5 separate regions of the Homo sapiens genome follow, and all the other regions are linked to region 1. The links are chromatin contacts, found by Hi-C or POLR2A ChIA-PET in ENCODE. All regions are on one chromosome and are shown on one strand. The core of a region is the stretch at or near the end of the contact, and the rest is flanking DNA. Distances in the headings are between cores, read along the strand shown.

Evidence for each region. A loop is a pair of places that touch in the nucleus more often than their neighbours do. ChIA-PET counts read pairs that join two places held with the same protein, here RNA polymerase II (POLR2A). Pooled maps may share reads with other maps.
Region 2: a loop to region 1 is called in a pooled map, with 6 times the contacts of the local background. The contact joins the promoter of RPS6KC1 here to the promoter of NEK2 in region 1. A Hi-C loop is called at or near these places in 7 of 50 pooled maps.
Region 3: a loop to region 1 is called in a pooled map, with 4 times the contacts of the local background. The contact joins the enhancer-like site here to the promoter of NEK2 in region 1. A Hi-C loop is called at or near these places in 2 of 50 pooled maps.
Region 4: a map of OCI-LY7 shows a loop between it and region 1 (4-fold over the local background). The contact joins the promoter of FLVCR1 here to the promoter of NEK2 in region 1. A Hi-C loop is called at or near these places in 2 of 168 maps with a recorded cell type or tissue (OCI-LY7 and naive thymus-derived CD4-positive, alpha-beta T cell) and 9 of 50 pooled maps.
Region 5: a loop to region 1 is called in a pooled map, with 4 times the contacts of the local background. The contact joins the enhancer-like site here to the promoter of NEK2 in region 1. A Hi-C loop is called at or near these places in 1 of 37 single-sample maps with no recorded cell type and 2 of 50 pooled maps. POLR2A ChIA-PET finds 5 or more read pairs at or near these places in 2 of 52 experiments (A673 and activated B cell).

Annotation. Positions count from the first base shown.
Region 1 is chr1:211,673,668-211,678,102 of GRCh38, forward strand. It overlaps NEK2 (NIMA related kinase 2), which reads right to left and starts at 1,954. Exons shown (of 8, transcript NM_002497.4): 1 at 1,717-1,954; 2 at 629-846; 3 at 1-56. The coding sequence starts at 1,812. NEK2-DT (NEK2 divergent transcript) reads left to right here and starts at 2,095. Exons shown (of 4, transcript NR_148994.1): 1 at 2,095-2,199; 2 at 3,400-3,487. RefSeq lists enhancers at 1,658-1,917, 1,940-2,234.
Region 2 is chr1:213,048,974-213,053,408 of GRCh38, forward strand. It overlaps RPS6KC1 (ribosomal protein S6 kinase C1), which reads left to right and starts at 2,268. Exons shown (of 15, transcript NM_012424.6): 1 at 2,268-2,536. The coding sequence starts at 2,432. RefSeq lists a silencer at 2,397-2,496.
Region 3 is chr1:212,977,994-212,982,428 of GRCh38, forward strand. All of the region lies in intron 7 of VASH2 (vasohibin 2), which reads left to right. Among named protein-coding and RNA genes, the nearest start is that of VASH2, 30 kb to the left of the region's middle. RefSeq lists enhancers at 1,637-1,686, 3,519-3,738, 3,849-3,998 and a silencer at 1,974-2,268. Within about 2 kb of position 2,043, at least 12 of the 41 ENCODE cell types and tissues checked have a DNase peak (open chromatin) inside an H3K27ac peak, as active enhancers do.
Region 4 is chr1:212,856,198-212,860,632 of GRCh38, forward strand. FLVCR1 (FLVCR choline and heme transporter 1) reads left to right here and starts at 2,078. Exons shown (of 10, transcript NM_014053.4): 1 at 2,078-2,993. The coding sequence starts at 2,256. It overlaps FLVCR1-DT (FLVCR1 divergent transcript), which reads right to left and starts at 1,941. Exons shown (of 2, transcript NR_027286.1): 1 at 1,569-1,941; 2 at 407-721. RefSeq lists silencers at 2,179-2,238, 2,319-2,528.
Region 5 is chr1:212,752,353-212,756,787 of GRCh38, forward strand. All of the region lies in intron 4 of NSL1 (NSL1 component of MIS12 kinetochore complex), which reads right to left. Among named protein-coding and RNA genes, the nearest start is that of NSL1, 37 kb to the right of the region's middle. Within about 2 kb of position 1,984, at least 4 of the 41 ENCODE cell types and tissues checked have a DNase peak (open chromatin) inside an H3K27ac peak, as active enhancers do.

The sequences.
Region 1 (4,435 bases), core at 704-3,203:
GGGCCAGAGTCAACTGAGTCATCACTCGAAGAACAAACTCTTCATCTAAGTATTGCCTAAAACCAAAGCAGTTATACAGCATATAACTTCTAAAAAAATCATTGCCAAGATGGGATGATATAAATTATCCAGTGTACAAATAGGGAATTTATTTATTTATTTATTTATATTTTTTGAGACAGGGTCTTACTCTGTCACCCAGGCTGGAATGCAGTGGCACGATCATGGCTCACTGCAGCCTCGACCTCCCAGGCTCAAGCAATCCTCTTGCCTTAGCCTCCCAAGTAGCTTGGACTACAGGCACATGTCACTATACCTGGCTAATTTTTGTAGAAACAGGGTCCCACTATGTTGCCCAGGCTGGTCTTGAAATCCTGGGCTCAAGTGATCCTCCCGCATCGGCCTCCCAAAGTGTTGGGATTACAGGTGTGAGCCACCACACTCAGCCTATAAATTGTTATTTTGATATAAAATATGGGTGTTGATTCACCAGGAATTTTCTAAAGTACTGTGGACCTACCAAACAAATACAAATACACTCTTCCATATTACTGATCCTAAAACAAGATGCTTAAAATAAATGAAACTAGACCAATTTCAGCTTACATTTTTAAAAGATTATGCTTACCTTTCCTTGGTTCCCTTTGTAATTACACTAGCCAGATCCCCTCCTTCACAATATTCCATTACAATGTACAGTGTTGTATTGGTCCGGTCAATAATCCGATCATAGTAACGAACGATGTTTGGATGTTTCAGTTCACGAAGCAAATTCACTTCAGAAACAAGCATCTGTTTCTCAGCTTCTGTCATGGAGCCATAGTCAAGTTCTTTCCAAACTAATATCTGAAATAAGAATTTCCAAGGTATGAATGAACTCATTATGCTCAAAAACAAAGAATGAAAGTTCCAAGATTTAACAAATTACCTCCCTTTTAATTATATCCTACAATCAAGGTCATTATCTAATTTAGTTCAATGAACTTAAGGAGCTGTGAGTTTACTTCCATAATCTTCCTCCAGTTCTAAGCAGTAAATGTATGTTGTGGGGAGACAAACGGGAATGAGGCACATGAGGACTCCCCCAACCCCTACCCTCAGTTGGTTAGTGGGAAGTTGGCTAAAAGGTACTATAGTCAAAATTGGGGTGAAGGTGGTCAAAGTCCCTGCCCCATTCCACCCCAGTCGTGTTTTCCCAGGATGAGACACCTTGGTAAAGATCCCTCCATCAGCAGCCAGGCAGTTTCCTGTCCAATGTTACTTTCTGTAAAAGTTCTACCTATATACATTGGGAAATATGAATCCAATAATCCTAATAATGGATATTTTGAGGGAGTCTGACTGCAGATACAAAGCTTCGGGTTCTGGTAGTCCTGCCCCTTTCTTGTGCCTGAGAGGGCCACTCTTAGAGCTCTAAAAACAGCTCAGGAATTAGTTACCTGTCACCAATGGAAGGTCCTTAGCAAGCCAAAGCAGGAGAAAGAGAGAAATGGGGAGAGAAACGGGAAAAGATGGAAATACATATATCAAAAGAAGCGGTCTCCCATCCTTTAAGCCACCCAGGACAGGCTGTCAGATGCAGACCCAGGAAAGACGGTTTAGTCTTCCGGGCACCCATTTCCTCAGCCCTGTCGGTTCCCTTCGGTGGCGCAGGGCGCTCGCCCCGAGGCGACGAAACCTAAGCAGGGGCAGGCGCAGGGTAGGTCCCACGCTCACCTTGCCATCACTCTTCCTCCGGATCTTCTGGCAGCGGCCGTAGGAGCCTGTGCCAATGGTGTACAACACTTCATAGTCCTCAGCCCGGGAAGGCATGGCCGGCCAGTCGCCAGAGTCGCGCTGCCTCACGCAGGTTGCGCCGCCAAGTGCGGAGCTCCAGGGACCAGGAACTCCAGGGACCTGGATGGAGAAGCCCCCGAGCAGCACTGACCCGCCACCCCTGCCTTGGGCCCCGTTTAACCGTCGCGGGCCCTGATCTCGCAGTCTATTGGCAGGCGGTGGGCCGCTTCGCCTCTCTCATTGGCTAAGAAGAACACAACAATACCCTAGGCATTTTGGGAAAAGTGTCACTAGGCAACCGCGTCGGCGTCTGCTTTTAACCTGTGGGAGAACCCGGCGAGCTAAGCCAAACGGAGGGCGGGAGAGAGGAAGCGGCAGCTGGCGCCTCTCGGCAACTCTAACCCTCTGATAGAGATCGCCAAGGTAACCGAGATCTAAGGTCCTCCCCTCAGGCTTCTTTGCACACCGCTTCCACCAGATGCCTTCTGACCTTTGCACTCTGGCCCCTCACACTACCTACTCTCCCCGGCACACGCATTCCTCGCTCAGGTTCCAGTACCCTGAACCTGGGTGGGGTCACGTTGAGGATATGCTGAGAGCTGAATACAAATTAGAAATACAGACTCCCGGGTGGGCGCGGTGACTCACGCTCGCCCGTAACCCTAGCACTTTGGGAAGCCGAGGTGGGTGGGTCGCTTGAGCCCAGGAGTTCAGACCAGCCTGGGCAACAGGGCAAACCTCGTCTCTACTGAAAATACGAAAATTAGGCCGGGCGCTGTGGCTCACGCCTATAATCCTAGCACTTTGGGAGGCCGAGGCGGGCGGATTGCTCGAGGCCAAGAGTTCAAGACCAGCCTGGCCAACATGGCGAAACCCCGTCTCTACTAAAAATGAAAAAAAAAAAAAAAAAAGTAACAGAGCATGGGGTTGCAGGCCTGTAATCCCAGCTTCTTGGGAGGCTGAGGCATGAGGAATTGCTTGAACCTGGGAGGCAGAGGTTACAGTGAGCCGTGCGCCACTGCACTCCAGCCTGGGCGACAGAGTGACACCCAGTCTCCAAAAAAAAAAAAAAAAGGAGAAATACTGTCGCTCTCCTACCAAGTACTTTACACGTCTTGTCCCGTTTATGTGTGCCAAATACACAATTAACCCTATCGACAATACTTCATTGAACACAGATTCTCTTTTACGCACCCACACACCAACGTTCTCAGCTTACCCAGCCAAATGAACAGCCCCATGTTTACCAGGGAAGGAGGACTTAGAGGCCTCCATCCAGGGCTTGTTAGAGGAATATGTAAATTACCAGAAAGCTAATAATTTGGAAATGCATGAACAGGCCAGTTTTCTTTAAATATCTGTTCAGCAAAGGATTAAAAGACACCTGATTTTCTATTAATAAGAATTTAAAAGCTCTTTATGTAAAAATAAGGGACTTATTACATGCCCTGAATATAACATAAGATAATTGGAATTGCCAACCAGGAGAATTTTTAAATTAACATTCAAGGGCACTGTCTTACCTCAGGGGAATAGGACCAATTTAGGTTTCAAAAGTTATGTAAGGCACTGCAAGTGGCTGTGTTAATTAGCATCATTTTTTTATTTTTGTGCCTCTTACAGATTGGTATCCATAGAGCTTGCTGTGGTTTGAATGTATCCCCCAAAGTTCATGTGTTGGAAACTATTCTTAATGCAAAAGTGTTAAGAGGTGAGACCTTTAAATTGATTGGGTTATGAGGGCTACCCCTCACGAATGGATTAACGTAATCACAGGAGTGGGTTATCTTGAGAGTCGGTTGGTTATAAAAATGAGTTTGGCTTTCCCTTGCTGTTTCTCTTACCATGTGATGCCTTCTGCTATTTTATGACCCAGAGAAAAGGCTGCTGCCAGATGCTACCCCTTGATCTTGGACTTCCTAGCTTCCAGAACCGTGAGCCAAATAAACTATTGTTTATAAATTGTCCAGTCTGTGGCATCCTATTATAGCAACATGAAACTGTATAAGACAGAGCCCTGGCCGGGCACGGTGGCTCACACCTGTAATCCCAGCACGTTGGGAGGTCAAGGCGGGTGGATTACGAGGTCAGGAGTTCAAGATCAGCCCGGCCAACATGGTGAACCCCGTCTCTACTAAAAATACAAAAATTAGACACAATGGCAGGCACCTGTAATCCCAGCTACTCGGGAGGCTGAGGCAGAAGAATCGCTTGAACCCAGGTGGCAGAGGTTGCAGTGAGTGGAGATCACACCACTGCACTCCAGCCTAGGCGACAGAGTGAGACTCCGTCTCAAGAAAAAAAAAAAAAAAAAAATGAGCCGTTTGGTTATCCTGCCCCAAATCCAGTCCTGCACCTTCTCTCTGGCCACTTCTGCTTTTGCTCTAAACGCACACTTTCTCAGTTCCTCACCACCACCACCATCTTTGCACCTGTGATTGCATTTGTCCAGAATACTGTCCAACCCACTCCCTTATCCACTCCAGTCATGTCTGCCCAGAGGACATAACGTGTCCTTCAAGATTCAATTCCAACTTTTTCTCCTGTAATCTGAGAAGCCTCTCTGGCGTACTTGGACAGTCAATCCTCCATCTACAGTGTTCATAGACCACTTTATACATAAATCAAAACTTATCATTATTTGTTTACATGGCTCTCA
Region 2 (4,435 bases), core at 1,018-3,517, 1.4 Mb after region 1:
ACATGGAGAGGAAGTTGCTAAGGATGATATCAAATAGCTAACTAATGTAATTAAATGGAGAGTAAAACCAGTCATGGAGATAGAAATAGGTATATGAGGGGAAAAAATGTTGAGATTTTGATTTGTTCTGTTTCCAGTGTTAGATATATAATAAAGATGTAGGTAAAGTGAGTCAAGTCCTGGAAGAGAGATATGCTGGGAGATAGACATTTGCAAGTCAATGGGAATAAAGAACAAAGGATCAAAGGCAAAATCTTGAGAAACAAGAATACTAAAAGTTCTTGGAAGGAATAGAAACCAGCAAAGGAGACTGAAAAAAGAGCAAGTCATCTGAGTATAAAAGAGAAAAGAGAAATAATGCTGACTCATATGCTAAGAATATACAAAAGTTTTAAAAAGGTAGAAATGGTCAGAGACTTTCAAAATCCAGAAATATTGGGCAAATTGAGGTCACTGGAAACTGTTTTCAGAGCAGTTTCAGAGTAGCAATATAGAGGTGAAACCAGATTGAATTGGACATGGGAATAAATGGGTGATGATGCAATGTTGATGTAGATTACTTTAAAATCAACTTAAACAACTTTGACGGTGAGTGGAAGGAGAAAGAAAGGAAGAAAAGAAGGCAAAATGAATAATGCCCTTTACTCCCTTCTCTCCTGGCTAACTCCCATCTCTCTTCCAAGACTCAGTCTTCTATCAGAAAGCCTTAGGCGATCTTCCATCCTGAATTGATGTGCTCTTTAGTACTCCATATATACATTCACCATGGTACTTATCACAGTATATTTTGTGTCTTTATTTTTCCTACTAGATGGTACTTGAGAACAGGGACTATCTACCTTTTTTTTTTTTTTTTTTTTTTTGAGAGAAGTCTTGCTCTTGTCCCCCAGGCTGAAGTGCAATGGTGCGATCTTGGCTCACCGAAACCTCCACCTCCCGGGTTCAAACGACTCTTTTGCCTCAGCCTCCCAAGTAGCTGGGATTGCAGGCGCCTGCCACCACGCCTGGCTAATTTTTTGTATTTTTAGTAGAGACGGGGTTTCACCATGTTGGCCAGGCTGGTCTCGAACTCCTGACCTGAGGTAATCCGCCCGCCTCGGCCTCCCAAAGTGTTGGGATTACAGGCGTGAGCCACCGCGCCCGGTCGGAGAACAGGGACTATCTTTGTAACTCCAATGCCAAATTGGCATCATGTCTGGCACATAGTAGGTGGTGAATTCAGGTTTAATGAATGACTAATAGACTTAGATATATGTAGGTTGAAAAGAAGGAGCCAGTGGTGAGAAAGAGATTAAACATACAGAAAGGAGATTTGGAATGTCATTGAAACAGTGTCTTAAGGTTTGCCAAAGAGGATGGGATTCAGATCACATGTGGAGTCATTAGCTGTAAAAATGAGCAAGTGATATGTGTACGTTTCAGACTGGCATGGAAATGTGAGAAGACAAAGGAATTGGTACTAAGGGCCATAGCTGCTTCTTCCTCTTCTTTTTTCCCTGTAAAGAAGAGTGGTGGTGCGGAGAGTAGGGAGGCAAAAGGAAGAGGAACAGAGTCTTTAGGATAATGGCAAAGACTTGGCATGAATATTTTGTGGAATGAAAAGGAACCTTGATCACAAAAAGATAAAGGAACTGCCAAGCGTTGATAACAACCTCAGCTGAAATTGGAAACTGTAGTGAGTGACTCGGAGAGGTCGAGTGACATATTTCTTTCTTCTAGCCAGAGGCGGACTCCAGATTTTCGAACCTGTGGGGATTTTTAAAAGATTGATATTGGCTTGGGAGCTTTTTTGGGTTGGGGGCTTGCTGTGCAGATGTGTTACAGAAAGGCGCTCAATGGAAGGAAATTCGTCTTAGAAAGAAGTAAGGGATATGTCTCAGAGAATGAGATGTTGCTGTGGGTATTTAAAATGATAGGCTGTGAATAGGTAAGGAAAGAAGGTGCTAGGCTATGGTATCTCTCCATCCCTTCAACACTCCACTTAAGTTTGTACCACGGCGGGGCGGAGGCAGGGAGGACCACGCTCTCCCGGTGTGGCGTGGCTATACCAACTCTCATAAAATCTCATAAAAGGTGACGGAGCTAGCGTACAAGAGGTCGTCTTTAGTGGAGAGGCCTGAGGTCTCCGCAGTGACGGGGGTGGCAGCGCGACCCCTTAGTCTTCAACTACAGGCCAGTCCCAGGTGCCCCAAAGGGGCTAGAATCTAAGGAGGAGTCTCCCCTCCCCCTAGAAGCGGGAGATAGCCTGGCCCGGAAGCTTCTCTGCTGACCCGGAAGCAGAGCTGTGCAGCTGAGGCGCCGCCGTGGAGCCGCCTTGGAGCCACCGCCCCCTCGCCGCTTCGCCGCTGCGTTGGGGAACCTGGACCGCGGCGGCGCCGGGTTTCCCTCATGATCCCGGGCGGGTGGCGGCGGCGGCAGAGGCGGCGGGAGGATGACCTCTTACCGGGAGCGGAGTGCCGACCTGGCCCGTTTCTACACTGTCACCGAGCCCCAGCGACACCCGAGGGGCTACACAGTATATAAGGTCACCGCCCGGGTGAGTGCCGGTGTCGGGCTGGGGTAGAGCTTGGATTGGGACCTGAGGATCTGGGGTGGGGACCCTGATGTGAGGGTACCTGACTCTGGCTCAGAGCCGAGGGTGGGACTGGGTGCTGCTCCTACTGGCGGGACTTGGGTGTCGGAGGTTGGGATTTTTAGAGTAGTGGCTGAGTGTGATATGCCCAGGGCTTCACTGTAGTAGGTCGTGGTAGAGTCCTCTTTCTGGGGGTGGGGCAGTCAGTGGTTGATGGTTTTAAATTGATGACTCAGTTCCCATCCCGTTTGGACTTTCTCTTCTGAGTTCGCAATTTGCAGAAGTGGTTTTGCTTGCTCCAGGAAGATAATGCAGATTAAAAAGTGTTAATTTATGTATTGTTTGGCTTATGTAATATAAGTTGTTTTTTCTCTTGACCTTTATCAGGTTTGCTGTGAGAAAGACAGATTCTTGGGACAGATGTCAGTGTTAGGCCACCAACCTAGGAACTGTGGATCCGGGCTTTGTCAAACCTTTGAGTTTTTCATGTTTTTCAGTAGGAGACGTGAAAAAAATCTGCTGAGGGTGGCTTGTGTGAGCTACCATGAGGGCACATTTTAAAGTTGGGAGGCTCCTTTACATCAACTAACTGGTCCAATTTTTAGTACCCACTTTATGTTTCATTGCTTTTGCCTTGAGTTTTAAAGAGAGTCTGCATCTTCTAGGAAAGTAAGAATAAATCAAAATTAAATAAGTATATATGTATGTGACGTATGTGTGCATGAATATATGTGTATAGTAGGCATTTTATGCACATCACCCAATTTAATTCTCATTTTAATGAGGAAGAAATAGATTAAAGCAAGTTTAGTAACTTGCCCAACTTTACATTGCAAGGCAGTAGCAGATCTGTCTGGGATCTGAAACCAGTTTTGCCTAACTCCAAGTTATATAAAATGTTAATAATTAACTTTATCAATTTTTAAAGAAGAGAGGTACAGATTAAGTAACAGTAGTTCAATATACATTTGGAGGATGTAAAGCAGGCCTTCAGAATAATTTTTTTTTTTTTGAGACGGAGTTTCGCTCTTGTTGCCCAGGCTGGAGTGCAATGGCATGATCTCTGCTCACCGCAACCTCTGCCTCCTGAGTTCAAGCGATTCTCCTACCTCAGCCTCCCGAGTAGCTGGGATTACAGGCATGTGCTACCATGCCCTGATAATTTTTTGTATTTTTAGTAGAGATGGGGTTTCTGCATGTTGCTCAGGCTCATTTCGAAGTCCTGACCTCAGTTGATCCGCCTGCCTCGGCCTCCCAAAGTGCTGGGATTACAGGCATGAGCCACCACACCCAGCCTGAGAAGAATCTTAAAGGTTAAATAGATCAGTTTGGGGCATGGGAGTGGCACGTGATGTATGGAAATGGTGCACAATTCAGATAAATGTGAGAAGGAGGGATAGATGAACATGTCTGTATAAAGATAATGAGAAGACCTGACCTGCTATTGCCGATTGCTGTTCGGAGAATAGAGGGATGTTTGTTGCTCCCTGCTTGCACTTAAGGTTGTTACATGGGTGGAATGTTAGTTTCAGGTTGTGTAAGAAATTTTGTGAGAGTGAGGGGCCCTTATTATACCACTCTTGAAACCTTTCTAGTCATTGGGCCCTTTGAAAATCTAGGCTTAGTTTCCTAACACATAGTGTATGGAATCAGAACAGTTTTCAACATACGTAATGTTTCTCTCACAGCATCCTACTTATCCGTTAATTTAACAGGAAAGTTATATTGTATTAATTTAGTTGCATGTCTGTGTCTCTTAGTGGATTTAGAGCAGTTCTCTATCATTGGCATTTGTTTCTGCTTATATCAAATAATAGATAAAAGAACATGCATGTGCATGGCACACAGTGCCTGAAAAACATT
Region 3 (4,435 bases), core at 793-3,292, 1.3 Mb after region 1:
GAGGGGCAGATAAAGCCGTTGGGTGTGATTTAGGGGCTCAGCCTTGTCCAGTGTTGCCTGGATCTCTGGATAATGAGGTTGTGGAGGTGAAGTTAGGGGGTCTGACCCTGCACTGGCTCCCATGTTTGGGCCCCAGTGAAGTCATTCTGGGAGGGGCCCAACTGGTCACTCTCCTGGGGGCCAGACTGGGCCTCCGGTCCTTCATCCCCTAGGCCATGCCCATACGCTAATCTCTGACTACTTTTTCATGCAGCCAAGGCAAGTGACCACCCCTGCGCCTGCAGAGGACAGCTGTTAGACTGCCTCAGTTGTGAGTGAAAGCTATCTACTCTCCCGCTCCCCTCCTACCCTGCCAGCACATCAGAGTGGGCCTGGGAATGGGGAGAAAGACTGGGGAAGGGAGTGGTCGGTCACTCGAGGTCAGGAAGGAAGACCTGCAGGAAGAGGGGAATTCTCTTCCATCACCCTCCTCCCTCCACGCCCCAAAGTCGATCCCAGCCCCAGTGGGGAAAGCCCCAGGAGCACGGAGGTGATGGCTGATGGTTCAGTGAAATCATCAACTTTTCAAAAAAGGTGAAGAGTGATTGCCACCTGCCTCAGAATCCCCCTGACTCACGCCCCTGCCCTCGAGCCCTTCCTCCCAGGTAAACATTGATTCCCAAAAGTCCTCCTTCCTAAACTGCTCCCAGTAGGTCAGAGTCTTTGCGGTTTTTTTTCCCCACAACTAGGGCCGAGTGGCCTTGGAACGGTTTGACCATCCACAGAGCCCAGTTGGCTTGTAGGTGCCCGTGGACAATTTTGTATTAGCAAATCCAGTAAGACTATGGTTATTCTTGGTGGCGGAAACCCTTGCCACTTCTTTTCTCTTTCTCCAGCACTTGGAGGTTGGGAGGGAACTCTGGAGGGCAGATCTCTCAGCTGAAGTTTCAAATGGATTGAGGTGTTTGAGGAGGGAAGATTCTCTCCCTAATTCCTCCGAAACCTTGACTTCTGAGTTGCAGGGCTGGGGAAGAGATTGCAGGGTCTACTGTGTAGGAGGAGAGGGAAGAGAGGTGCAGGACATGAGAATAAGAAGAAGAGCTGTGAGAGGCCACAAGCACTGGAGCGCCAAGCCCCAGCTTCCCTCTCTAGATTCCAGCTCCCGCCATTCTGCCACACTAGAACTCAGGACAGCTGTGTTCCTGGAGGTATGTTTGGAGAGAAGCAGCTTCTCAGCTTCCACCCATGGCCTTCGCCAAGCAGCCTTTTCTCTAGGTAATCTTGCTTTTGGCGAGGAAATGAGAAAGTGACAAATATGGTCTTGACCCAATCACTCCACAAACTCCGGGAATCTTACTGTAAGATGGCCAGGACTAGGGTTTGGTGACTCTGTCCCTGTGCTATTCTGTCAGCATTACATAAGGCCATCGCGTCATTTCTAAATGTGTTGGGTGTCATGAGGAAGCTTGGGAGGGGCCCAAAGGGTGGAAAATTACCATAACAGGCGAGAGGCCCATCAGCTGTGGGGTCCCAGTCCCTGTCTGCCATGGATAATTTTAGTGGCATTATATCCCCATCCACCTCCTCCCTCCAGCTGGAGCGACTTCCAGCCTTGAATTCCTCTCCATTTTTGCACTTGTCTAAATAATCCCTTTCGAGAGGAGGATCAGTGTCACTGGGTTGACAAGAATCAGCCGAGGGGGAGGGCAGGTGAAGATGACTGCGTAGCATCCGCTGAGACCAAGTTTCAAGAGGGAAACCAGGACTCCCCCACCCTTCCACCCACGGGTCCTTTCTCACACTGCTCCTCTGGGAGTGTGTAAAGCACCTACTACACTGAATTGTCAAGTTTTTTCCTGTGGTTCGTAAAGAGAAAGGGAGAGGGAGGTTGAGATTCATGTTTCAAAGGCCATCTGTGAACTTAAACCAACTCCTTCCCAGCCCCGGGCCTCAGAACCCTTGCAGCTCTTCACTAAGGGGTGTTCCCAGGGGTTCTCAACTGGGTCAGCTCTGGGAGAGGAGGGTTAGAAGTGTGGTGGGAGGTGGAAGCGTTTGCTTCTCACATCTTGGTAAGTGAGGAGGCTCCTTGCTAGGGCCGGGGGCCTGAGATGGTAAATGCCCCGCAAAGCCCAGGACCACCCTGCCCAATAAAGAACCGTTCCACCTCAAATGCCAACAGCGCCCTCACTGGGAAGCTTCAGCGCTCTCCGAGGTCCTTTCCATTTCTGACAGTTCATGACTCTTGGCTTGCTGCCTATGAGCTGGCCCTGGGTGAATTGGAGTGAGCAGATAGTGATTTTCTGGTTTTGCAGCCAGAGTGACCACGTGAAACATTCTTCTCAATGGAGGCCAGTGTTCCTGAGGACCCATGAGAACCTCTTCATCTTCTCTCCCCTGTGTGGCTGCTTTTTTCCTGCTGTCTCTCCTCCTGTTTTCTTTGCTGGTCACCTTTCTTTGCCTCCCCTTTTCTTCCTCTTTGATTTCCCTTCTTCATCACTGATCTCTGTGGCAGTTCATGGCTCCAGCGGGCTCTGTCTGCCCTGCTGGACACCCTGGGGGTCCCAGAGGTTAGTAAGCCCTGAAAGCCCATCTCCTTTCACTGCAGGGCCTTGAGCTGGACAATGGAATTCCTGCTGCATTCTGTCAGGAAGGATTACGTATGTCCAGACATCTGGTTGAGTAAGGGCAGAAGTTGTTTAATGAAGTCATTGAAAATAAATTTGATTCCATGGTCTAATCACATTGACTGGTGCCCAAGAAGTAATTCTCCTTAGATCCCAAATGAGAAATATCCCCAGTGAGAAAAGGAGATTTCCTTAGGGTGGAAAGTAGAGGGAAGCAAACAAACAAAAAAGAACACTAGGAAGGCTACGAAGGGAAAAGCTAAACCGCCAAGATGGTGAAGGGGCAGTTTCTACTCCAGTGACTGCCTGGTCAGTTCCCCCAGGGAAATTCATATGGCCCAGAGTCTCCAGGGATGCTTGGAGAAACCAAGATGGAATGATGGGCCTCATCAGAAAAGACCACCTCAGGCAGAGTGAGCCAGGAGCCTCTGTGAGCTCCCCAGGGTCACATAGGGTCAGACAGGGGCAGACAGGGTGAGGTTTCCTAGAGCTGAGGGGTTCTTGTCCCGGAAAGGAGAAGTGACATCAGAGCCTGGAAACTGTGCCCTGGAATCTCCAACAGTTGGCCTATGGCCAGAGTCTCCTGCCTGGGGAGGGCTCAAAGGGATGGGCACCGGCTGAAAAATCTCTTCTGGGCCGAATCCGTCTTGGCTGAGGCCTCTGTTTACATAGCAACATCAGCTGTCTGCCCTGGCAGCTGCCAGCACCGGTGCTTTCCATCAGGGGAAGCAAGGAATGTGAGGGAGGAGCGGACTGGCCTGGAATGAAGGTGACAGGTGTGAATGAAGCTTCCCTTTCCCTGTGTCCGTCCAGCTGAGGCCATGCTCTGCCTCTGCGGCCTACCCAGACCGGCCGTGAATCCTAAATCGGGGCCTGGTCTGACCTGATTCTGGCCAGACTCCACAAGAAGGGTGGCCCTGGGGTCTTTGCTTAAACTTGTAAATGCTGGGCCAAGAGCACCCCTGGTTTAATCTCTTCCACATTCTTAACATCCGGGATTAAGAGTCTAACGTTTACAGTGGCACTTTTCCCACACTTCCCTTCCTGGACTCCCGAGCCTGCAGGCTGTACCGCCAGTCTGGCCTTTGTGTTTCTGTGTGAGGGTGAGCACCTGCCGGCACACGTACCCAGACATGGCCCTCAGTCAGAGGTGCGGAAGAGAGACTGGGTGGTTGAGGGAACCCTGTGAACTTCCTCTCCTCGTCCTGTTTCTTTTCTTAAACCTCATCTCTCCCAGATACACCCCTATGCATGTTCAGCCTTGGGATGTGGTCATGTCTCCACTCCATCACTTTCTGGTTCTGAGGCTTCTTGTGGCTGCACAGATGGCACCATCTGGTCAGGCCGAGCTCCTCCTCTGCACTGAGGCTGCCTCAGAGTGTGAAGGACTTGGTGTGCAGCTGTCAAAGTTGAGATAGCAGTGGCAGAGAGTAGTAGGATTTTTGACAGAATAACTTCTCTGTGGAACCACCACCCTGTTCTCCCTAGCCTACCTCCTGCTTTGAGCACCCTCCGTCCAGCTGGCTCCGGGAATGCAGACCTGTCATTGGGGTTAAGTGTAGCCTTGGGGCCAGGCCATCAAGCTTTCACCCTAGTTCACTCTGAGTCCATTTACGTCACAACAGGTGAGGCTGGGACTGTCTGTGCATGTGGATATCCTTTCTCCTGCAAAGTGAGTCAAAGTAAAGTTTTCTACTCTTTTTCCCCTAAAACAAAATGTTGCCGGAGAACCTTGAAAAAAGAAAATTCTTTCATTTCTTTGCCTTGTTTGGAGGAGGATGGCAGGGAGGTGGGGTTGGAGAAATATATTAGTCTAAAATAATAACCCTGGA
Region 4 (4,435 bases), core at 828-3,327, 1.2 Mb after region 1:
AAAGAAAGAAAAAAAAAAGCAGGGAAGGGATGTTGGCCGGGGCGGGCGGAGGGGGGGATTTATACAGTTTGGCCAAGGAAGACATTATAATAATGCACTTATTCCTTAGTTTAGAACATGTAGCATTTCACCTGTACCGAGAGATGCCTGATATATTTCATACATGACCAAAATAATAATGTAAGAGGCAATAAAAAAGTGCAGGGTTTTAGGGTTCTAGATATCAGCACATTTTAAGATTAAATGCATGGTAAGAACTTTTGTACTATATACACCTAGTTTGAACTTAAATTTAATAACAAACTCTTTGGAGTCTCTCTCTCTCTCTTTTTTTTTTTTTCCCAAACATAGCTTCCCAAGGAGCAGAAGGGCTGAATTTTCTCTAGTTCCAGGAAGACCGCAAGGCTACTGTGCTCTGGATGTCTCGTTTTTATTTTTTTATTTTTTTATTCTCCAGATCTCAAGACGGTGTCTGGCACATACCATTCAATACAAGTTTGGTACCTGGAACCCACTGAATATGCATGTCCAGTAACTATTAACTACATGTGTTGGTGCAAGGGAGAAGGTCGAGCAACCGGATCTGCTCCATCATAGCCCGTCTCAGTCGCTTCATTCAAGTCAGCGGGGTGAGGTTGAGGGGATTCCAACTTCACAAGGGCAGATTTCTCATGGACTCTCTTTCTCTGGTTGTACTGGAACACTTTCTGGCGTTATTCCTCTGCTGGGACAGCATGAACTTATGAAACGTGGTCCTGTCTGCCCTAAAGCCAGGGTCTCACCGACAAGGACAGCGATGCTGGGGCGAGAAATAAAGTTCGTCCTGGGCCTGCGTACGGTACAGCGCCCTTGGGAAGCCCTTGTGGAGTTAAGGGTGATGCCCACTTCTTTGTCTCCCTCATTCTGTTTCGGTGGCTCTCTCGTTCCCAGTTCCAAGCTGCCCACTTGTTAGAGGAGCCACTGCTTACCAGGCATCTGGTTTAATAAAACATGGCTAGAGCGACTGCATGTTAAAGTGAGTAACTAGGCACTCACAAGGCACCTATAAGGTTAATGCTAAAGGTCTGAAAATAGCCGCATTCTAAGCTGACCAACAATTATAATTACACAATATTTATGGCCATACAGGACATCTCCCACCAAGTCTGCGGAATTGTCCAGATGTCCTGAGTTTTTTTTTTTTTTTTAGACAAGGTCTCACTTTGTCGCCCAGGCTAGGCTGGAGGGCAGTGTGGTGCGATCTCAGCTCACTGCAACCTCCGCCTCCCAGGTTCAAGTAGTTCTCCTGCCTCAGCCTCCTGAGTAGCTGGGACTACAGGCATGCACCACCACGCCTGGCTACTGGCTTTTTTTTTTTTTTTTTTTTTTTTAAATAGATGGCATCTCAGTATGTTGCCCAGGCTGGTCTCGAACTCCTGGGCTCAAGGGAGACTCCTGTCCGGCCTCCCACAGTGCTGGGATTACAGACGTGGCCACCGAGCCCGGCCCAGCCCTCTACTCAGAGATAACGTCAATGCGCAGGCTTAGGTTGAAGGATTAATGGTCATTAGTGCACCAACAGCCCCTACCTTTAGTGGGCACATCAGCACATTCCACGATTAATCACAGCTCCTCACAGCTGCCTCTAAGTAGTGACACTACCGAAGGACGGGAGTTCCTCCTCCTGCAGTCTGAGGACTTGCACTCTCTAACGGAGTAGATTCCAATAAACTTGCTTCCTTCACTGCGCTCTGTGACTCGCCTCCAATTCTTCCCTGAAGTAGACCCAAGAACCCTCTCTTGGGGTCTGGATCGAGACCCCTTTTTCCAGCAACACAACCCGCGGGGCCGCCTCCCGCCCACCCTCAGGTGCAGGAGACCCCGGGCCATGCATCCTTCCGGGCAGGAAAATGTCAGCCAGCGCTCGCCGGCCGCTTTCCTCCCCCGCCTCCCGAAGTTCTCGCCCGGTAGCTCCCCGACTGGCTCTCGCGCCGGACAAAGGCGCACGCTGATTGGCCGGAGGGCCGTAGTCATGCAGGACGCGCGACTCTAGGGGCGGGACCAGACAAGGGGTGACTGCCGCGCGGCGCGGGGGAGGAGACCTTCATCTGTTCACGCGGTAGCGCGGATTGCGGTTCGCGGCGCGCGCCACCGGGGAAGGAGCGGTGGGCCGAGGGGTTGGAGGTGGGGCCCCAGGAGGACCTCGGGCTGTGGGCCGGGAGAGCGGAGTCGGGGAGTGGGGCGGGGGAGCGAGGTGGCGCCGGGGAGCCTGGGATATGGCGCGGCCAGACGATGAGGAGGGGGCGGCGGTGGCGCCCGGACACCCGCTCGCGAAAGGATACCTCCCGTTGCCGAGGGGCGCGCCCGTTGGGAAGGAGAGCGTGGAGCTGCAGAACGGGCCCAAAGCGGGCACCTTCCCGGTGAATGGGGCCCCCCGGGACAGCCTCGCTGCCGCCTCGGGAGTTCTGGGCGGGCCTCAGACTCCACTGGCCCCAGAAGAGGAGACCCAGGCCCGGCTGCTGCCTGCGGGCGCGGGAGCTGAGACCCCGGGGGCCGAGAGCAGCCCGCTGCCCCTTACGGCGCTCTCCCCGCGGCGCTTCGTGGTGCTCCTGATCTTCAGCCTGTACTCGCTGGTCAACGCCTTTCAGTGGATCCAGTACAGCATCATTAGCAACGTCTTCGAGGGCTTCTACGGTGTCACCTTGCTGCACATCGACTGGCTGTCCATGGTGTACATGCTGGCCTACGTGCCCCTCATCTTCCCGGCCACCTGGCTGCTGGACACCAGAGGCCTGCGGCTCACCGCCCTGCTGGGCTCCGGCCTCAACTGCCTGGGTGCCTGGATCAAGTGCGGCAGTGTGCAGCAGCATCTCTTCTGGGTCACCATGTTGGGCCAGTGCTTGTGCTCGGTGGCCCAGGTGTTCATCCTGGGCTTGCCCTCCCGCATCGCCTCAGTGTGGTTTGGGCCCAAAGAGGTGTCCACAGCTTGTGCCACCGCCGTGCTGGGCAATCAGGTAAGTACTGGAGTGGTAGGTGAAAGTCAGATCCTTAAAAGACCGGAAAAAGTCATAGGCCGTGAGAACTATGGCCTGTATGGATGAACTGCCCCAGGAGGTATTTGTCTATAAAAGAGGAGATGAAGCCGTTGAATAGGAGGCCGTCTTGGATTGAAGTGGGCTATAAATTTCTTTGTAAGGACAAAATTTTCCAAACGACCTTGTCATCTTGCTTTGAAAATTACCTATAAAATAATTAACTGGGCCGGGCGCGGTGGCACACACCTGTAATCCCAGCACTTTGGGAGGCCGAGGTGGGTGGATCACTTCAAGTCAGGAGTTCCAGACCAGCCTGGGCAACATGGGGAAACCCCGTCTCTGTTAAAAATACAGAAATTAGCCAGGCCTGCTTGCGGGTATCTGTAGTCCCAGCAACTCAGGAGGCTGAGGCAGGAGAATCTCTTGAACCCGGGAGGTGGAGGTTGCAGTGAGCGGAGATTGCACCTTTGCACTCCAGCTTGGGTGACAGAGTGAGACTCTGTCTCAAATAATAATAATAAACTGTAACCATAATAATAATAATAATAATTAACTGTATTGGCTTGTGTATGCCTAACATGGAAAATTTGTCAATGCAGTAACGAACAAGACTTGGGGTATTATTTTTGTCACCAGTGTATTTGTGAAAGGAAGGTATTGGGTTCTGGGAAGATTGTTTCCATTTTGAGAGGTCATTGTGAACAGCTCCCTTTTAATTTCATATATTAGCAGTCAGCACAGTTCCTGGCACATAAGGGACACATAAATGACTGCTAACCAAAAGTTCTGGGCTGGGCGTGGTGGCTCACGCCTGTAATCTCAGCACTTTGGGAGGCTGAGGCAGGCGGATCACTTGAGGCCAGGAGTCTGAGACCAGCCTGGCCAACATGGCAAAACCAAATACACAAAAATTAGTGGGGCATGGTGTGGTGCATGCCTGTAATTCCAGCTACTCAGGTGGCCAAGGCATGAGAATCTACATGCTTATTGCTTTATAGTCATTTCCCTTATCTAAAAGTACAGAAGATGGAGTAGGTTGAACTATAGTTGTTTGTCCAAAATAATTTATGACTGATACTTGAGTTGGTTGCATCTGCAGGTTTGGACAGAAGCTATTATAAAGTTTTTTGTGTGTGTGGTTTTTTTTTTTTTTTTTTGTAGAAATGGGGTTTCTCCATGTTGCTCATGCTTGTCTCGAACTGCTGAGCTCAAGCTCTCTGCCCACCTCTGCCTCCCGAAGTGCTGGGATTACAGGTGTGAACCACCACGCCCGGCCATGATTACATTTTCTTTGTCACACATCTCTCAGTTTAAATTCATTTTTAAATATTCAGTAGCATTTCTTGATCCCATTTAGAGTTGCCCAGTCACTCTCTTTACATTATTTTACTTTAATTCTCCTTATAGCACTCATCCCTGTC
Region 5 (4,435 bases), core at 734-3,233, 1.1 Mb after region 1:
TGTAAATATTGTGACAGTGGCTTAAGCAAGACAGCATTATTAGGAAAGAAGCGGAACTGCCTCTGAGTCCTCTGCCTGTAGGGTCAGCAAAAGAACTGGAAGTATCATTAAGTTTACCATACAGAAACTTAAAATAGCTCCTTGCCATCGCTACATGTTTAGCGAAGGACAGGGAAAAAAGGGATCTTCAGTTAATTTCAAAGAACTTTTAAAAAAAGGCAATATGGAAGCAATTATTCATTACAACAGGATTATAAAAGGTTGTAAATGTCAAATGAGACCACATCTTATTGGTGGACAGCTCATCAGTAGATTGCTATAAGGATATTTTTAAAAAGAGTTTGCTCTTAAAAATGTGGAAGTTAGGCATCCTTGAGAACACTGCCTTCCCTAGTCACTTGCTTTCTAAAACACAGGGAAATGAAAAAGTGGAAATGAAAGATTGAGTAATCAACCTAGTTTTGCTTTCAGGTCACTGTACTGACTAAACTAGGAAACATGAACTTCCAAAAGCCTGCCCAAATTCAGAAATTCAGCAAAAAAAAAAAAAAGCACTAAGTGAGTACTTCCTTTCTATTTCCAATGTATTTTATGAATATAAACAAGCAATCACGCACAGCATCAGATGTGTGGCTTCTACTGGTTTCTAAAGAGGTAATTAAGCCATTAGAACCAAGAATTAGAAAGCAGCATCCCTGGTGAAAATGAAACCAAAAACACAGCAGTGATTTGTGATTTTCTGAAAGATAACCCTTTGCTACAATTTATAGAGATGTGTTGAACCCATTTGCTCAGTAGATGAAATCCTCTGCAGCACACCTTCCCACCTACACCTCACCACCTCCTTCAGTACCATGTTGCACCTCTCTTAAGGCACACTTTCAAACTCCTGACCCTCGCTCGTTATTATCTGGCCTCAGCCAAGTTTTTGACATTGTCTTGCAATGCTTCTTCCCTCTATTACTCACTTCACTACAGCCTCTCTGGTCTTTTGTTCCATGAATACTCAAGCTCATTCTTGATTTAAGAACTTTATTCTAGCTCTTCCCTCTGCTTGACAGCTCTTTTTCTTGATCATCACCAGATAAATTCCTTCCTGTTACTACCTCAGAAAAGTGTTTCCCCATCACCTAAACACACCACCCTAAAGCACTGATGTCACTTATTTATTTTTATATTTATTACTTTTCTTCTCCCACTAAAATATAAACTCTATAGAGTAAGAACTTTGTGCTGCTCACTAATATTACATCTGCCACATTGAGAACAGTTCTGTCATACTGTAGCCATTCAATATATACAACTGAATGGACCAATGAGTAACAGTCACTCATGATGTATTTATTGGGCATGCTGCTATATGCTGGCTATATATAATGTAAATATAATATTAAAAAACTCATGGAGCTTTCAGTTTTGTGAGAGAGCATAAACAAGAAAATAAACACAAATACTTATAAGCTGTAACAAGTACTATTAAGGAAATAAACAGGTGTCATGATAAACAACTGGGGAGAGTATTTTAATGAGGGTGGTTAGGTAAGATCTCTCTGAGGAGGTAACATTTAAATGAGAAAAGAGAACTGGGAAGATGTCAAACTTGGGCAAGGGGGCATGCATGTGTGACAGTGAGGCACTTTCAAAGAACTGAAAGACTGGCAGCAAACAGGAAAGTGCCTGAAATAAATCTGGAGAGGTAGGTAGGGGCCAGATCACCTAAGGGAATGCTAAAAGTCTAGAGTTTAGGATTTTAAGCAGAGGACTGAAAACTGATTTGCATTTTTAAAAGTATCCTAAGACTTCCTAGTCAAGTTGATTTCAGTAGTGCATAAAACTCCCTTCCTATGTCCAAAAGCATCAGTGAATATAGAAAATTAAAATGACATATCCTAAAGCATATACAAAATAAAACATTTCAATGAACCAGAAAAAAAGGAGAAGAGAAAAAGCTGCAAGTCAGGCTAAAGCTGCAGGCCTACCGGTAAGCAGAAGTAGCCAGGAATTGGCCTCCTGCAAGATAAAAGGTGTTCGAAGTGCTCCAGAAGAACAGGAAACGAAGAGACAGCTTCACTGTTTGAAACCGAGGGCTGAGACAGAGTTTACCCACCCTGAAAAGGTGGCTGAAAAAAACTGCCACTAACCAGCCCGGCGCGGTGGCTCACACCTGTAATCCCAGCACTTAAGGAGGCTGAGATGGGTGGATCACGTGAGGTCAGGAGTTGGAGACTAGCCTGGCCAACATGGTGAAACCCCGCCTCTACTAAAAATACAAAAATTATCCGGGCGTGGTGGTGGGCACCTGTAATCCCAGCTACTCAGGAGGATGAGGCAGGAGAATCACTTGAACCCAGGAGGCAGAGGTTGCAGTGAGCAACCATTACATTCCAGCCTGGGCAACAAGAGTAAAATTCTGTCTCAAAAAAAAAAAAAAAACCAACTCAAAAGACAAAACTGCTCCTAACCGCTGCCAGGAAGCAAAGCTTACTTAAAGCTAAACCAGAAATGATGGGAAGCAGATAATGCCTCCAAGCCTGGGCCTGGACCAATCTCCAGTGTCACACTGGGACAGAGGCCCTCTGTTGCCAGTGTTAAGATATGGCTCCAGCCTGGGATTGTTTGGGGCCAGATGGAAGGCAACCAAACCTACTAGACAGAGGGAGTGAAAGCAGTGGTAGACAGATATGCACATGAAAAATTCTAGTCAAGAAGCACTTGCAAATCAAAAGTCTAAAATACATGAAGAAATTAAAACCATGAAAGACAGCCAGTATAACCAATGTCAGGGAGAGGAATTTACTGCAGATGAAATGAAAATAGAGCAATATAAAAATGACTTTAAAATGCTACACAGCTCCAATAGCTAAAGAAAATCATAAGACATTGCAAAAGAAAAATAGGTTATAAAATAAAAACATAAAATACAAAAATAGAAGAAATGAGAAAGAAGCAAAGTTGAAGGATTAGGTTAAAGATTTTCTAGAATATAGGAGTCCTCAGATAAAAGTATATATGGAGATGTTAATGGAAGATGGGAGAAAAGAGGAATCTAGCAAAACCAAATAATCTCTCACAAAAAACAAAAATACATATATAATATTATTTAAATAAAATTGTCTCTGTGTATATAAGCAAGAAAAAAATTACCAATAAAAACCATGGAGTTGAACTATGTTACATGTTGAGTGAAAAAAGAAAAACAATGACAGAATAAAATGCATTATGTAATATTTATATAAACAACTAAAAAAACCCCTGTGTCTACCTATGTGCATACAAATGCATTGATAAAGATCTAAAATTAGACACAGCAAACTGATAATAGTTGCCTATTTGAAGATGTGTGGGATGTGACAGATTGGGAGGCGAAGTTATGGTATATTTCATATAAATATGAATATGTATATATTTTCATATATATCTATATGTAATTATTAAAAATTTTACATTAAGCTTGCATTTATTAAAAGCACAAGAAATACAATTTAAAAGATAACCACAATTTAAAACAATAAGGTTAGAGCTACGGCAGTCGAATGGAGGATGTCTACCATAAACTTAAGCTAGGAAATTGCAGATAATTTGAACACATGAATAAATTTTCTGTAAATTATGCCCCCAAAATGTCCAGTGCATATTTATTCCTGTAACAATTATATAAGCACAGAAAAAAGGATAAATGAATTCATACCAGGTTAATGTTGGATATCTAAAGGGGTGACAGGAAGAGAGAGAAGAAACCAAAAACAAAAAGTAAAAATACAATGCTATCCTTGTTGGGTTTTTTTGAGACAGGTTCTCACTCTGTCACTCAGGCTGGAGTGTAGTGGCAGGACCATAGCTCACTGCAGCCTTGACCTCCTGGGTTCAAATGATCCTCCCTCTGCAGCTTCCCGAGTAGCTGGAACTACAGGCATGCACCACCATGCTTGGCTAATTTTTGTATTTTTTGTAGAGACGGGGTTTTGCCATGTTGCCCTAGCTGGTCTCAAACTCCTGTGCTCAAGCGATCAGCTTCCCAAAGTGCTGGGCTTACAGGTGTGAGCCACTGCATCCGGCCGACTTTGGTTTTTAAAAGGGACAATGTAATATGTAATTCAATCCTATTTATATAAAATTATGTATTGTTTGCAAAAATATAAATATTTATTGAGTGTACCATGTCAGAAAATAATCTTAAGAGTCAGGGGCTGGGCGCAGTGGCTCATGCCTGTAATCCCAGAACTTTGGGAGGCCGAGGTGGGAGGATCACCCGAGTTCAAGACTTTGAAACCAGCCTGGCCAATATGGTGAAACCTTGTCTCTATTAAATATGCAAAAGTTAGCCAGGTGTGATGGCGGGTGCCTGTAATCCCAGCTAGTCTAGAGGCTGAGGCAGGAGAATCACTTGAACCTGGGAGGTGGAGGTTGCAGTGAGCTGAGAGCGTGCCACTGCATT